Linked DNA regions of Homo sapiens: region 2 is linked to region 1. The links are chromatin loops, found by intact Hi-C in ENCODE. Cell type or tissue: heart left ventricle. All regions are shown on one strand. Each heading gives the region's core, and the rest is flanking DNA. Links, peaks and the distances in the headings are about the cores only.

Region 1 (2,807 bases), core at 120-2,619:
GATTTTTTCTTTTGGGATTCTGATTGGCGCCATGCAGAATGCACTCCTGGGAAAAAAGTCTCAGACAGACATCCAAAGGTTGATTCGGCTGTTCTTTTGGGCTCAATGCCTACGGAAGGGAAGGGGAGGAAGCAGGATTGGGCAGATGGAGAAAGTGAGCTGCAGTACAGCTTCAACAGAGAGCCCTCTGACCCTCCCGGGAGCTGCAAAACTGGGACCACCCTGCAGAGTTGTGCCAGCCGGGGCAACGGGTCTGGGTCTTTGTGTTCTCACATTGATGGGTCACAGGATGTGGACCTTTCTGGGAAAGGAATGAGCTTGGGTGAGGGGCTCTCTGCAGTTGAGGAAACCCCTGGTTTTCTGCCGGCAGTGCTTCTAGCAGTTGGGAGAATAAACCCCTCATTCCTGAGGGGAGCCTTGGTGGCCCCTCGCAGTGTTTACCATGTTAAGTAAACATGGTAGGGTTGCTGAAGATTAGAGACGCCACAAAGAGGAGTGGGTTTGGGGAAGGCGATGAGCTCCATTTTGCACATAGTGAGTGTGAGGTGTTTCAGGGGCGTGCACGAGGGGTGTTCAGTGGATAACTTGGTGTACAGGTCTGAAGCTCTGGAGGGAGGTCAAGAATAGAACTACAGATTTAGCAAAAATATAAGGATTGGGTGGAAATCAGAGGAATGGATGGGACAGTTGGAGTCAGAAGGAGATGACACCTAAGTTGACCCATCTGGCAGCGGGTCCTCGGTGCAATCTCACAGGAGGAGGCAGCCGGATAAGATCAGCAAAGAACAGTGGCTCAGGAATTCCCAACTCCGTCAGAGCTATTGGTGATGAATGAGAGCCCTGGCCACACTCGCCCTCACAGAGCTCTCAGGGACCAATGTACAAATCAGGTGAAATATGCACTGCCCAGTGGGAAGCTGAATTGCCCGGGAATGAGACTGCTTCTCCCTACTTCTCGCCTGTCCATGTCCTTCTGTTTCCCCTTTGCCTTGACGCCCTCTCTCTCTCTCTCTCTCTGTCTTTCTCCTCTTTCTCCTCTTTCTCTCTGTCCAGTTCTTCTCTCTCCCTCTGTCCCTCTGGGCCCACTAGAGGGCGGCAGCCCCCAGTCCAGGCCTGGGCGTCCACCCTCCCAGCCTTTGCCTGGGCCTGGTGCTCCCGTAGGGAGCGGTGCCAAGATTGCTCTTGGGCCGTGAGGCAGCTCCTCTCCCAGGACTCTGTCCTGTCCTTATAGGGCTCTCGTGGGTGGGAAATACTGGGTTCAGTAGATAGGGCAGGAACGGCTGCTTCTTTGCCTGGCTTTGCTGAAGCTTGGAGGCTGTGGCCAGCTGTTCCTGCCTTGACAGATGGGAGAGGCCTGGCACCTACTCGAGGTCTCTGAGTTGACAATCACTTTCTCCTTCTTGCTCCTGGGGCTGTAGGGCCACGGAGCTTTCAGAAATCAGGACTTGGTCTTGTTCCCATCATTTGTGTCCCAGAGTGTTCTTAAAAGGATTTCTTTTTTCTTTTTTTAAAATTTTAAGTTCCAGGTACATGTGCAGGATGTGCAGTTTTGTTACATAGGTAAACGTGTGCCATGGTGGTTTGCTGCACCTATCAACCCATCACCGAGGTATTAAGCCACGCACGCATTAGCTATTTATCCGGATGCTCTCCCTCCCCCTGCCCACCCCACAATAGGCCCTAGTGTGTTTTGCTCCCCTCCCTGTGTCCATGTGTTCTCATTGTTCAGCTCCCACTTATAAGTTAGAACATGCAGTGTTTGGTTTTCTGTTCCTGTGCTGGTTTGCTGAAGATAATGGCTTCCAGTTCCATCCATGTCTCTCTCAGGGACATAATCTCATTTCTTTATATGGCTGCATAGTATTCCATGGTGTATATGTGCCACATTTTCTTTATCCAGTCTACCATTGATGGGCATTTGGGTTGATTCCGTGTCTTTGCTATTGTGAATAGTGCTGCAATAAACATACGTGTGCATGCATTTTATAATAGAATGATTTATATTCCTTTGAGTATATATCCAGTAATGGGATTGCTGGGTCAAATGGTATTTCTGGTTCTAGATTCTTGAGGAATCGCCACACTGTCTTCCACAATGGTTCAACAAATTTGCATTCCCACCAACAGTGTAAAAGCATTCCTATTTCTCCACATCCTCGCCAGCATCTGTTGTTTCTTGACTTTTTTTTTTTTTTATTTTTAGACAGAATCTTACTGTGTTGCCAAGGCTGGAGTGCAGTGGCGCGATCTCAGCTCACTGCAACCTCCACCTCCCGGGTTCAAGCGATCCTTCCACCTCAGCCTCCCAAGTAGCTGGGAGTACAGGCGTGTGCCACCTCGTCCAGCTAATTTTTGTAAGTTTTAGTAGAGACGGGGTTTCACCATGTTGGCCAGGCTGGTCTCAAACTTCTGACCTTAGTGATCTGTCCCCCTCGGCCTCCCAAAGGGCTGGGATTACAGGCATGAGCCATCGTGCGCAGCCTGTTTCTTGACTTTAATAATTGCCATTCTGACTGGTGTGAGATAGTATCTCATTGTGGTTTTGATTTGCATTTCTTTAATGATCAGTGATGTTGAGCTTTTTTTTCATGTTTATTGGCTGCATAAATGTCTTTTTCTGAGAAGCGTCTGTTCATACAGAAAGAATTTCTTGACACCAATATTGTCCAGGGTATCAAAGGCCCTGGGCTGCTCCACTCCACCTCATGCAGGACCCTCTCCCTGGGCTTCTTGCCAGGGTGTGTGAGGCCCCAGTGCTTCCTAAAAGGCCCATTGTGACCAGAGATCCAAGGAGCTACATCTGAGAA
Region 2 (2,807 bases), core at 18-2,517, 55 kb after region 1:
CATCATTAGTACTACTAGTAGTATTTAAATATTATTTATTTATTTTATAGTATAATTTATTATAATTCCAAGAGCATCAGCCAAAAGTTAAACAGGAGGCTGCAGTCTGCCTTCATGGTACCCAGTGCTTGATTTAACCACCACAGCCACATCATCACCAGTGCAGCAGGACACGCAGAGGGTGGTGTTTCTTAAACTTTAATGTTCAGATGAATCACCTGGAGATCTTGTTAAAACCCAGATTCTGATCTTGTAGGGCCTGGACTGGGCTGGGGCCTGGATTCTGCTTTTCTACAAAGCTTCCAAGAAATGCCAGTGTTGCTGGTCCAGGACCATCACTTTGAATAATGAAAGCCTAATGTTCCACCAAATCCCTTCAGCTATGAAGCTCTAGGTGTACCCCTGAGGTCCCAGAGAGGACAAACCCTATGTGGACTGTGATGGGAGGGAGGAGGGGGACAAGGGCCTGGCCTGTGGGGGCTTCAGGTCTCCAGGTGGTTGACTGACCTCCACCATGGATACAGATGCAGCCCTCCCCGTGCCTCCTGTCTGTCAGCCATGGCAGGTGCCCGTCTCATCTCTCACCTGATAACCCAGGAGAGGAGAGTGAAATTCGAGATAGCCCAACACTCACACTCACACAAATACATGTACCACACACACAACACACCACACACACAAAAGATACACACAACACACACACAGCACAGACAACACACATAACACACATACAACTTTCTCTGAGGCTCCCAGGCTCCCACTGAATGGGAGAGGAGGTGACTGCTCGGGAGGTGGGGACATTTCTACCAAGAGTCCTGCTGTTTTCTCAAATCTATCTTCACCTCTCCACCTTTGCTCTGCCTGATAGCCAGAGAGGCCACTCTTTTTTTTGTTTGTTTTTGAGACAGGGTCTCACTTTGTCACCCAGGCTAGAATGCAGTGGCTCGTTCATGGCTCACTGCAGCCTCGACCTCCCAGGCTCAAGTGATCCTCCCACTTCAGCCGCCTGAGTAGCTGAGACTACAAGCACATGCCTGGCTAATTAAAATTTTTTATTTTTTGGTAGAAGCAGGGTCTCCCTATGTTGCCCAGGCTGGTGTCGAACTCCTGGGTTCAAGTAAACCTCCCATCTTGGTCTCCCAAAGTGCTGGGATTACAGATGTGAGGCATCATGCCTGGCCTAGGCCTCCTAATCTGAAGCCTGCTTCCCTCCTTCGTCCCTCTGTGAGCCATCCCCAACACAGCTGCCACCTCATGGAACAAAACATGTCACCTCCTTCTTAAAACCTTCAGTGGAGGAACATATTTACATAAAAAAACTCACTGACTCCCTTTTCCCTCAATTTAAATTGTTTACCTTCTCTACAGAAAAGAGTAAACATGGTAGGCCTCACTGCCTGTTCTTAGGAAGCCCTGCTTCATAAGAAGCACGTTGGTTCTTGCCTGGAGTTTGGAACAGTTCTCACCAGGAACCGACAAGAGTGGCTCGCTGTGCCTAAATTGTTTGTCTAAACAATATGGTTTATGCTGAACACCTGCCTTCCTTCTGAAAGTCTGGAATTTGGGTACATGCCAGGCAGAAGGTACCTATTTGACCACCCCTGAATTAGTCAGGGTTCTCCACACCAGAGAGAGAGAGAAAGAGAGAGAGAGAGAGGTTTTTAAAAAAAAATTTTTTTTTTGAGACAGAGTTTTGCTCTGTCACCAGGCTGGAGTACAGTGGCACAGTCTTGGCTCACTGCAACCTCCGACTCCCTGGTTCAAGCGATTCTCCTGCCTCAGCCCCCCTAGTAGCTGGGATTACAGGCACGCACCACAATGTCCAGCTAATTTTTGTATTTTTAGTAGAGACAGTGTTTCACCATGTTGGCCAGGATGGTCTCGATCTCCTCACCTTGTGATCCACCCGCCTCGACCTCCCAAGGTGCTGGGATTACAGGCGTGAGCCACCGTGACTGGCCGAGAGAGGTTTATTTTAAGGAATTGGTTCATGATTGTGGGAGCTGGCAAGTTCAGAACCCGTAGGGCAGATTGGCAAGCTGGAAATTCCGAGCTGTTGTTGCAGCCTTGAGCCCAAATTCTGCAGCTGGAAGCTCAGGCAGGGTGTCTATGTAGCAGTTTTGGGAAGAATACCCCCTTCTTATTAGGGAAACCTGAGTCTTTACTCTCAAGACCTTCAACTAATTAGAAGAAGCCCACCCTCATTATAGAGCATAATCTTCTTTACTCAAAGTATTTGAGTAATTTAAATGTTAATCAAATCTAAAAAACACTTTCATAGCAATATCTAGTCTGGTGTTTGATTAAATAACTGGGTACCATAGCCTAACAAAGTTGACATAAAAATTAACCAGCAGTGCCGGGCACAGTGGCTCACACCTGTAGTCCCATCACTTTGGGAGGCTGAGGTGGGTGGATCACCTGAGGTCAGGAGTTCGAGACCAGCCTGGCCAACATGGTGAAACCCCGTCTCTACTGAAAATACAAAAAATTAGCCGGCTGTGATGGCGGGTGCCTGTAATCCCAGCTACTTGGGAGGCAGAGGCAGGAGAATTGCTTGAACCTGGGAGGCAGAGGTTGCAGTGTCCCGAGATCGCGCCATTGCACTTCAGCCTAGGGAACACAGCGAGACACTGTCTCAAAAAAAAAAAAAAAAAAAAAAAATTAATCAGCACAGCCACCCAAGAAAAATCCTAGGCATCGATTCCTGTTGGTTGGCAATGTTCTACATGGGTTGTCACAACTCATTGCTGGGGTAATTAGCATGTCCTGTGTGATGCCACTGGGAAAGAACTCAGGATTCTCGA

The links. A loop is a pair of places that touch in the nucleus more often than their neighbours do. Peaks named below come from ENCODE experiments on the same cell type or tissue, not always from the same donor. Only the 100,000 strongest peaks of a DNase experiment are listed, where the experiment ranks them.
Region 2: a loop joins it to region 1, with 2.1 times the contacts of the local background. A loop is called at or near these places in 26 of 110 quality-filtered maps.

What each region holds. Positions count from the first base shown.
Region 1 is chr2:20,378,116-20,380,922 of GRCh38, forward strand. No RefSeq gene overlaps it. Among named protein-coding and RNA genes, the nearest start is that of PUM2, 29 kb to the left of the region's middle. In heart left ventricle, for the core only: a CTCF peak has its summit at 1,092 (motif pointing right); a DNase peak (open chromatin) is centred at 1,146; H3K27ac peaks cover 219 bases.
Region 2 is chr2:20,433,657-20,436,463 of GRCh38, forward strand. No RefSeq gene overlaps it. Among named protein-coding and RNA genes, the nearest start is that of RHOB, 12 kb to the right of the region's middle. In heart left ventricle, for the core only: no CTCF peak of the experiment used is centred there; no DNase peak of the experiment used is centred there.